Linked DNA regions of Mus musculus: region 1 is linked to region 2. The links are chromatin loops, found by intact Hi-C in ENCODE. Cell type or tissue: left cerebral cortex. All regions are shown on one strand. Each heading gives the region's core, and the rest is flanking DNA. Links, peaks and the distances in the headings are about the cores only. Region 1 overlaps Gm36686 (a long non-coding RNA gene). Region 2 has its middle 75 kb from the start of Gm24957.

Region 1 (5,375 bases), core at 49-5,048, 1.2 Mb after region 2:
TTGCTAATTCTCCATTTCCTTCTATCTGCAAAACTTAAGCAATATACCCTAACAAAGGAGCCAAACCCCAGAACCTGAGGAACAGGAGCAGCCCACAGCAAACTGTGACTGGGTCGTTTGAACAGCACCTTCCTGAGAGAGCGTCTGAGCTTTTCTGTGGCAGAAGGTATATGTCCTCAGGCCGGGGGGGGGGGGGGGACTTAAAAAACAACGTTTAACTAGTTCAGTTTATTTTTCTCTCTCAGAGTACAAAGCAAGTTACTATAATAAAACAGAAACTTTCTTCTTAAAGTCTCTAAGTACTTGTCATGTATTAAGCCTTCCTTTGGGGAAGGACAAGAGAGATCAACTATGTCCTTGGAGTCCCCAAGTTAGTCTTCTTCGGCTGGTAATTTGCAAAATCCTCTTGGGACTTAAAATAGCATCAGAATTCTTTTTCTTTTTCTTTTTCTTTTTTTCTTTTCCTTTTTTGATGTCGGTTTTGTTTATTTGTTTTGTATTTTTGAAGACAGGATTTCTCCGGATAGCCTTGGCTTTTACTGAATTCAACCTGTAGACCACGCTGGCCTCAAACTCAGAGATTTGCCAGCTTCTGCCTCCTGAGTGCTGGGATCAGAGCTGTGCATCACCACCTCCCATCTCAGACGTTTTTTTAAAAGGTCAGGAGAGGCTGGGGTTGTAGCCCAGTTGGTAGAGTGCATACCTAGCATGCATAGACGTTCCAACCCTGGTCCATAGAAACGGGCTATGATGGCCATGCCTGTAACCCCAACACTGAGGAGGCAGAGGGACAAGGGACTTAGAAATTCAAGGTTACCTTCAGCTATACAGCATGTTGAGGTCAGCCTGGGCTACTCGAAACCTTTCTCAATAAAACAAAATAACGTTGAAAATTTAAAAGGTAGAAGGAAAATAAGAGGAAGGAAAAGGAAAGAGTTTAAGAGAGAAGGAAGAGAAAGGAAGGGAGGGAGGGAAACAGGGAGGGAAGAAGGAGGGAGGGAGGGAGGGAGGGAGGGAGGGAGGGAGGGAGGGAGGGAGGGAGGGAGGGAGGGGAGAGAGAGCAGCACTGATTAGATTTGTGCTTCATATGAGTCCCCTGTGTCTTCAGTCCTCAGCACAGAGCCTGGCTCGTGTCTGCTTGTCTTGGCTTTGCTAAAATGAGCACAGTGGATCTCTGAGAGCCTCCAACAAGACACAGCGAAGACATGTTCTCACACCCATCCTACAATCCACAACCCTACTGCCGTTAAGCCTGCAGACGTCTACAGCAATGGCAATCTCACCAAGCCTCAATTTCCGTTAAAGACAGATAGTCACTTGAAAAAATCAGTGTCTAAACTTGAATGCTGAAATCTCTAAAACCAGTGTCTCCACCTATCTGTCATGACCCCAGGTTATTTCAGACAGCACTGCCTTCAAATAGGCTGAAATTCATTCTGGTTTTTGGTTTGTTTGTTTTTTTTAAGTGGGTTCCCAAATAAATTTTCAAACTCTTATCTCCACAGACCAAATAGGCCTGCTTAAACCAAGCACCATATGATAAAGAGACAGGATTTGGGGCTGGAAAGATAACTTAGCAATTCAGAGCACTGACTACTCTTCTAGAGGATCCGAGTTTGATTCCTAACACCCATGTGATAGCCCACATCCATCTATAACTCCAGTTCCAGGGGAATCTGAGGCCCTCTTCTGGCCTCCAAGGGAACTGCACACACAGAGTGCACAGGCACTTACCAGCAGAAGGCCCACATACATAAAATAAAAATAAGTCTTTTAAAATAGAGAGACCAGGTTTAACAAGATGACCCCACAATTCAGGGGGGTAATGGAGCCTTCCTTTGCCTTTTGTTCCAAGCCAAATTCCTCCAGTCCACAGATGGTCTCTAGCCTCTCTAACATGGCTGTCACTGGGTGCCCAAGGGAAATGAAGAACGGAGAGAACCAAAGAAAACCTGAATACTCTTTCCCAGTCTGGTCAGCCAACTATGTGGATGTGGACGGACTATACACCAACAACTCTCGCTCCAGTCTTTCAGGCCAAAGGCAGCAAAAGTCAGCATCTAAGAGCTGTGCAGGTGCATGCCAAGGGCCCACGGTGCATGGTGAGAAAGGATGTTCCCATTCGTGCAGCCTGCCTGTGACTGACGAGTGCTGCAAACTGTCCGGCTGTTGCCTCCCCTGACCTCCGGGAGCAGAACCAAGCGGACGGGGGTGAGGATGGGGGACTTTTTACCCACACCTCATTCTCTGCAGCTTCACCATTTCCAGCTGCTGACGCCCCATCCCTGTGGGGGACAGCATGTGCTTAACATAGCTAGAGGCCAAAAAAGCAAAAAGAAAAGAAGAAGCAATGACAAATGCCCAACTCTCTCATTCCACAAGACAGCCTTCTGGACTTGCCCGTCCCCGTTGCTTTCACGTCACCCCAGCAATCTCCTTTCATGGCTCAGCTGCCCCCCTCCCCAGCCCATGTGGCTTTATCATTTTGTCTTACCCCCTAGACCAACTGCCTAGCAAACTTTTTTCCGACATCCTTCTGCTGCCATCTAGTGTGCACACACTGTCACAACGACTGAGTCCCGGAGCTTCTAAGGTACCCGTTGCCCTGGAAATAAATGCAAGGGGTGGGTTTGTCTCTGTCCATCCTTGCAGGGAAATGTCTATTTCTGGGGACACGCTAGCGTGGTGCATTTTGCTGTGTCCCTGATGCCCCCTCCCCATATAGCCTGCAGCCCTTCCTTTCAGAAGGGCCCCTCTGTAGCAGTTCCTGGATTTTCGGGTACATTCTGATCACAAGAAGATCTTGTTAAAATGCATATTCTATAGCATATTCTCTATAGTAGGATTCTTGCCTGCCCTAGGTGAGGGACAAGGTTTGATTCCCCAACACAAGAGAGAAAGGAAGGTAGGAAGGCAGAGAGAGAGAGGGGGGGAGGAAGGAAGGAAGGAAGGAAGGAAGGAAGGAAGGAAGGAAGGACTAAAAAAATAAAAAAAATAAATAAACCAATTCAGGCAGTGGTCCATGCTTACCCCATCCCACATGAAAACAGAGACAGGCAGATCCCTGAACTCGGTGAGCATCCACCCTAGCCTGCTTGGCAAGTTCTCAGCCAGCAAGAAACCATGTCTCAAAATTGCAAGGTGAATGGAACCTGAGGCACAACAGCTGAGGTCGTCCTGTGACCTCCACATGCACACACACACATACACCCTCAGAGATACGTGCACACACACACACACACACACACACACACACACACACACACACACACACACACACAAATAATAGATTAATTAAAATGCAGATTCTGATGCAGCAGTCAGGGTTGCCAGGCTCTGCGTCTATAATAAACAAACTGAGAGCCACTTTGAACAAAGAGCTAAAGATGGCCGCTGAGGACACAGGAACCTTAGCTCAGACTCTCAACAGCACAGGGGTCTGCATTCTCCATGGGACAAACACAGCGTAGCCTGCTGGACCCAGCAAGCCCTAACACCAGCAGTTTAAGAACAGTTTGAGCTTGGAGGTTGACATCTGACTGCTTCTTGCTGTGCAGCCTTGAGGGGGACACTGACCCTGTCAGAACCTCTTTTTGCCTCAGTAAAATGTAGGAAACCGTATGACCCAGTAGAAAGGATGCGCAGGACAGCCCTGTGTAGCACGGAGCCTTCACCTTTGAGCCAAAGGAAAGCACTAAAGCCCTTATTGCTCTGCTCTTGACTGTGGATTCAGTCTATAAGACGGTGGATATTAAAAGAGAGGGGTGCTTCTGAGCCCAAAGAGCAGACTCCTTCGCAAAACAGGTCAGGAAGTGGAGAGAAGCGGGGACAGGGGCGGGGGCATTCTGCCCCTCTGCTTTCGACTGCATGTTGACTGCTAGTCAGCCAGCCTGGGAGACGTTTGCTCCCTCGGGTGGCACCTCTTCCGGGACAGGTGGGTAATGGTCAATCCTACCCAGTTCCCAAGGTGATGTCCCATTTGCTGGCAGTGTAAGGAACTGGAAGGATAGAAATTATTTCAAATCCATTCTGTTTTGACTACTGTTATTAAAGTGCCCATCTCAACAGTATAAATAGTGTCTGAAGTCTTAGAGTCACCCATGATCCTCTGGGCTCCAAAGGGTTTGGGTAGCCCCATCGCTCTGGCTCTGCCATCAGCAGCATGTGAAGGCTATCACCCAGGCTCCACACCTGCCACTGTCCTTCGTGGTCTTCCCACCAGTCTTGCATCTCCAGTATGCTGGGGTCTCCATGGAAACAGCTTCACCCACAGCCTCATGGCCCCTCTACTGGAACTCCATCCCTGCCACATCGGGCTAAGTCTTGGCTGTTATCCATAACTCCTTCCTGCCTTCAAAGTCAGTACCATGTTGGAGACTCTTATGTATTACCAAGTTTGACTACCAACCTGAGAGGCAGCCTTGGCCACCTCCCTAGACCATGGCCTTCTGAGTGGTGACCCTGACTGAATAAATTCCAGATTTCATTTCAGTGATGCTGGTCTCTCTGTGATTGCAGCTGATTTCTCAGTCCAAGCTGACCAAAAGTTACAGATTGTTCATTCAAAGCATCACATGAATGGCCCCCCTAGGTCTTTAAGGGGCTCTGAGACATCGCTCTGATACTTCCCACGCCAGGCCTCCAGCCTTTTCACTGCTCCCTGCATTGTCTTCCAAGCTCCTACTGCAGCACAGTCTGTAAAAGCTTTCACTTTCTTCCAACCACATAGTCCAAAATCTAAAATCTATGAGGTCGGGTCCATCACAGCAGCATCCCATTTTCTGTTAACAATTTTTGTCCTGGTTCAATTCCCGTTGCTGGGATAAAACACCGACCAAAACCACCTTGTGGGGACAGTAACTTCAGCTCACAGGTTACAGTCTATCATTTTGGGAACCCAAGACAGGACCCTGGAAGGAGAATAGAAGAACACTTCTAACGGTCTTCCTTGCTCTCCATTGCATGCTTGTTCAGCCTGTTTTCTTATACAAGACTACCTGCCTAGGGATGCCACCGCCCACAGTGAGCTGGCCCCGCCCACATCAAACATTTATCAAGAAAATGCCCCCCACACACAGGCCAATTCAGGAGGCAATTCCTCAATTGGGGTGCCTGCTTCCCAGGCGATGCTATTTTATGTCAAAGTAACAAAAAAAAAAAAAAAAAAAAAACAAAAACGAACCAGTGCACCAGTGTTGCTTGTCGGAGGCAGCAACAGTTGGGCAGTCTATCTTCAGGCCCTCCCAAGCTCCTCCTAGCTACGATCATCTTTTATTCCTTCCTGCCCACAGACATCTCAATTTATCCTCTCTCACAAAGGAAAATGATTGCAAGGTCCTACCCTCTTTTTCGTGAAGAGAAAAGAAAACTAATAT
Region 2 (5,375 bases), core at 159-5,158:
GAGTGGATGCTGCACCCCCTGACCTAAAGAAACTCCTTGCACACAGGTGAACATTCACAGTATCTTGACCTAATTCTGGTGGATTCAATATGATTTTATAAGTCTCTAGCCATCTATTTTGAAACTATCCCTAACTTATTTTTACAGCCACATTCATGAATTTTGTATGAGTGCATGCAGATGCAACTGCACATACATGGAGGTCAGAGGACGACATGTGGGAGTTAGTTCTTTCCTTCAACCATGTTGGTCCCAAGTATTGAACTCTGGCTGCTGAGCTTGCGGTTAGGCACTTTTACCCACAGAGCAATCTTGCCAGCCCTTGGGCCAACTTGACAGTCTTTGTTCACTGACTAAATATGATAAAAATTCATGATATGGATAAAATACCACGTTTCAATGTGAATTTGCTGCCTCTCCTCGCCTCTGAACTTCAACTTCAAATAAACTCCATCTATCCGTTTTCTTTTTTCCCCTAGAATAGGCTATCAGGCTTTTAAGAAACCTTGTCACATGAAAGACCAGGCTCTGATTGGAGGTATTAGCACAGATCTGACATCTGCTTAGGAAGCAAAGCCACAGCACTTTCTTCCCCCATGGGAGACATAAGGCAATTTGACTTTTATTTCCCATATATGTGAAAGCACACGGGTGGAGTGCTTGCTGAAGGGACCCAACCCTCTTAGGTCTGAAAATTAAACCATGTGTAGCAAATCTCTTATAGGGTTTAACCTTTTAAACTCTGCTACTGATCAGTGGGCAGTGCCATAGATCAGGGCATAGGTTCACGTCCACACTGCTCACACCTATACTGTATACAGTCACACCACTCACACCTATACTGCACACATCCACACTGCATACTCCCACACTGCTCACATCTACATTGCACACTTCCACACTGCTTACATCCACAGCACTCACATACACACTGTACACATCTGCACTGTTCACACCCACATTGCACACATCCACACTGTTCAAATCCACACTGCATATATCCACACTGCTCACAACTCTCCTGCACACAGCCACACTCTACACATTCACACTGTACTTTATCCACACTGCATGTATCCACACTGCACATATCCACACTGCACACATCCATACTGCAAATATGCACACTGTTCACATCTACACTGCACACATCCACATTGCTCACATCCGTACCACACACATTCACATTGAAAATATCCACGCTGCTCACATCTATACTACACACATCCACACTCTACACATCCACATTGCTCTGCCCACACTGCTCACATCAACACTGCAAATATCCAAACTGCTCACATCCACACTGTATATCCACACTGCACATATGCACACTGCTCACATCCACACTGCACACACCCACACTGCACACATCCACACTACATGCAGCCACACTGTCATATACACACTGCACATATACATACACACTGCACGCATACACATTGCACACATCCACACTGCTCTGCCCACACTCTGACTCTCACACATCCCACATTCACTTATCCCTTGCACACTGGTTTAAAAATAAAAGCTGTATCTTTAGCCTGATACAGTTGTGCCAGCCCTTTCCTTAGAGATGAGATTTACATAGCAACAGACCACATGAGCTCCATTCAGTCTTCCTTCCTCCTTTTTTCTGGGCAGCCAGGGCTCTGTGTGGCCTTTGAGCCATCACCTGCTCCTCCAACATCCAGTACCTTAAGGTCCCCTTCTGACCTCTGTGTCCCTCATGGCTCCAGTATGCATGGCCAAGTGACAATAATTGGACTGAATGTGATAGGGACTGCATTAGTACCTACATCACCAAAGTGCACCATTTCAGGTTGCTCCTGGTCTGAGTTAAGCTCCTAGCTGAGAATTTTAGAGAACATGCATTCCAAACTCTCCCTGAAGAATTTCTGTTCATCCCAGTCTCTTTAAGGCATTGGTGGGGTTTACAACTTATTTGGCTTACTTCTCACTTGCCTTCTACATAGATTAGTGTTCAGGCTTCCAAAGGTATCCCTCCAAAATGTACATACTTAAACACAGGCAGCACCTCAGACCTGTCAAACAAACTCCTATGCTAATGAGATTTGCTTGAACTTCTCTGAAGAGATTTTTCTTAAGCCCTTGAGAGTCACAGATCATAGTGGCTGGAGGCATGTAGCATGGTGGCTAACATATTCTAGAGTCTGTCAAAGCTTATACCCTTTACCATGTAAAAGCAGTGACTCCTGTAACAGCTACAAATGCTGAAAATAACAAAAGACCTAAGAGTAGCTTGGGATTCCTTGTAAGCAAGCGAAAACAATTATTGTTAATTTTTCATGTCTACTCTACTTTGGGAAGTGCTGAGCTAAATTATTCTTGCGAGTCACACTGTCCATTTTCTTCCTTTACTGAGTCAATTTTGGTTTCTCATTTTAAAGCTCCTGTCAAAATGAAGTCTGTTATCAGTATAAAGCTGCGGATTTATTTTTTTGTCAGGAAGGTAACCGATGCAGTGACCCTTTGCAAACTCAACCATAGACGGTCTTGTCTTACTCTGACTCCTGCTGAGCTATGCTGGGCCTGGAACACCAGGAGTCTCCCTGTGCTGTGTCTCCTGATCCTCTTTTTGTGGTGTGCATAGTTTTGAGCTGATATGCTTGAACAATTTTGGGCTGATATGCTTGAACAGTGGAGGAAGGGATATTCTGTGTGGGGCTCCTAATAACCTTGAAGAATCCAGCATTTGAGGTAAGGAGATACAGATAGAACCCAGGGCCTTATGCATGATAGTCAAACAGTAAACAGCTATATTGTCAGTCTTTAAAAATATAAAAATGCTTTTAACAGACAAGTAATAGCTGTCTATTTATAGTTCTGTGTGATATTTTTATCTATGTATACATTGTAGAGAGTCAGCCAAGCTGATGAATATATAGCCATCACCTCTTTTGTTGTTGAGGAGAATATTTAAAATGAATGCCTCTAGCATTTTATGAAGCACACAATAGACCATTATTAAAATTGGTGAGCATGTGGTGAAGCAGATAACTGACACCCAGCAGGGACAGATTTAATGGAGCTGCTGAGCTTGGCCTGTTGCCCTGTATCTTCCAGTTCTACAGAGAGCATGGATCTGCAGCAATGGCAGAGAGAAGGGCTGCTGTGCTTTGAATGTGAGTTCTGTACAAAGGCTTGTGTGTTTGAATACTTGGTCTCCAGTTGGTGGCGCTGTTCAAGGTTGGGAAACTCGAGGAGGCAGAGCTTTGTTGGAGCACATGGGCCACTCTGGTGCTAGGGCAGGCTTGAGGCTTTCTAACAAAGCCTCACTTCCTTTTCACCCCCTACTTCCTGAATGTGGATGCAGTGTGACCAGAAAGTTTTTTTGTTTCTGCTGTCTTGTCTTCCCCCACCATGATGGGCAGTTTTCCTAGGGGACTGAGCCAAAATGAGCCCTTTATCCCTTGTCACAGCAACAAGATAGCAACAAAGACAGAAGTGTCCACCTCCTCCCCTCCACCCTGACTGAGATTGTCTGTAGCTAGCAAAATAAAGGACAAAAACACAAACAGAATCTTCAAACAAAGAAGGAAGTAAACACAAACAAATACCTGCAAGCAGTCATCTCCCATCAAATATTCACAATTTAAACTCTGGGGCGCACACTCCTCTACTCACCCTCGATGCTGCCAGTGTCAGGGAAAGGGAGTAAGTTCTTGTACCACCAGGAGCTTGCAAGGCCCAAACAACAGGAATTATACCTGTTCTTAGAAAACTAGACTGACATAAGGAATGAATGGTGAGATGGGAGTAGGATGGGGTACAGAAAGATAGCTCGCCTACAAAAATCTAAGAAACTGACAAAAGTGTAGTCATGAAGACAAGCAAGGTTTTAATGCAATAGTTAAAAATCTGGCAACAATGGAAAGGGAGGCCCTTGGTCCTGTGAAGGCTCAATGTCTCAGTGTAGGGGAATGCTAGGGTGGTGAGGCAGGAGTGGATGGGTGGGTGGGGGAGCCCCCTCATAGAAGCAAGGGAAGGGGCTATAATATGGGGGGGTGTGGAGGGGAAACTGGGAAGGGGGATAATGTTTGAAATGTAAATAAATGAAATAACCAATAAAATGTATTTAAGAAAATCTATAATGAATCAAATATCAAAGTGTTCAATGAAGGCAAAATGAACATTGCTGAATTTCCATTGCCTTAGGCTCTACTGTGGTTAGGGGCAACACCATGAGAAGACATGAGATATGGCTGTGATAGTTTGAATTAGGTTAACACAGATAATTAATAGCTTCTATCAGACCAATGGTTCTCAAGCTTAGCAAATTTAAGAAGCATATATTTAGCTGCGGTATAGTTACTGATCAAAATTTACAAAAGAACATCTTCCCAGTAGTCTTTGAGATGCATCCACGTTCAAGACTTCCCTAAGCAAAGATGGAGGCAGAAAAGGGAAAAAGCAGATTGTATTTGGCACGTGCCCCTCTCTTTTATAGGATTTTTTAATGTCGATTATGGCTTTAGAACTTGATAGTTTTCTTACAGTTTGATTTCTGAATGGTTCTAGTTCAGCAAGGGGGGAAGATTGCATATAATCTTCTACAGAGAAATGTAGCTAGAATTCAAGAGAGAGATTGTTGCTCCAAAGCTCTTTCTGTTGCAGCACTCTGGTACGTGTGTATTTTAGCTTTTTATTTGTAAAAGTTGTAGTGACGCAGATTTAATTAATTTCTGATTGGATGCATGATGTTGGTAACTGCACTTTGAAAATTGAAAATCCTACAGAAACACAAAGTTGATTTATTCTTTAATGCACCCATTACCTATTTGTTTCAACTCAAGAAATCAATTATATTTTATCTAAAGTATTGCAGAGTTGAAGAGAAACAACCTACCATTTGAACACGACAGTTCACAGATTTGTAGATTCTGAATACTTGAATTGAGTGTTTTCAACTCTTCATATATATGTATGCAAGAAATAGATTTCGGCTTGTTTCTAGTATACCATCTGGAATTGTATTGTAAGCACACAAAATATTCTTTAGGCTGTTGTCAAGTTTTGATTTTGTTAGAAATTTGTTCTATATGTATAAATAAATCAAATTTCCTAGATACTCTTTTATCTTCCTCCAGTTTTTTTTTAATTCTTTTTCATTTTGATCCTCTAACCTAATTCTATATGTCATTGCCAAATTTCTTCATGGACACCTTTTGGGTCACTCTGCATCTCTTGATACCTGGAAGTCTAATTCAAGTCTCAGAAGATGAGAAGGGCATTTCTAGATGATATGGAAAGTTTATGAACATGACTGAGCTCTGAGCACTACTGTTACTGTTGGGTAACTCAATCCTGCTGTGATGGTTTGTATGTGCTTGCCCCAGAAAGTGGCACTATTA

The links. A loop is a pair of places that touch in the nucleus more often than their neighbours do. Peaks named below come from ENCODE experiments on the same cell type or tissue, not always from the same donor. Only the 100,000 strongest peaks of a DNase experiment are listed, where the experiment ranks them.
Region 1: it touches region 2 in a loop (4-fold over the local background); 2 of 42 quality-filtered maps call a loop at or near these places.

The regions. Positions count from the first base shown.
Region 1 is chr9:113,627,291-113,632,665 of GRCm38, forward strand. Gm36686 (a long non-coding RNA gene) reads left to right here. Exons shown (of 3, transcript XR_379911.3): 2 at 40-166; 3 at 1,109-1,471. Among named protein-coding and RNA genes, the nearest start is that of Gm36686, 3.5 kb to the left of the region's middle. In left cerebral cortex, for the core only: CTCF peaks have their summits at 1,702 (motif pointing left) and 2,563 (motif pointing left); DNase peaks (open chromatin) are centred at 1,217, 1,709, 2,164 and 2,533; H3K27ac peaks cover 4,656 bases.
Region 2 is chr9:112,444,549-112,449,923 of GRCm38, forward strand. No RefSeq gene overlaps it. Among named protein-coding and RNA genes, the nearest start is that of Gm24957, 75 kb to the right of the region's middle. In left cerebral cortex, for the core only: a CTCF peak has its summit at 3,194 (motif pointing right); DNase peaks (open chromatin) are centred at 1,541 and 3,108; H3K27ac peaks cover 1,765 bases.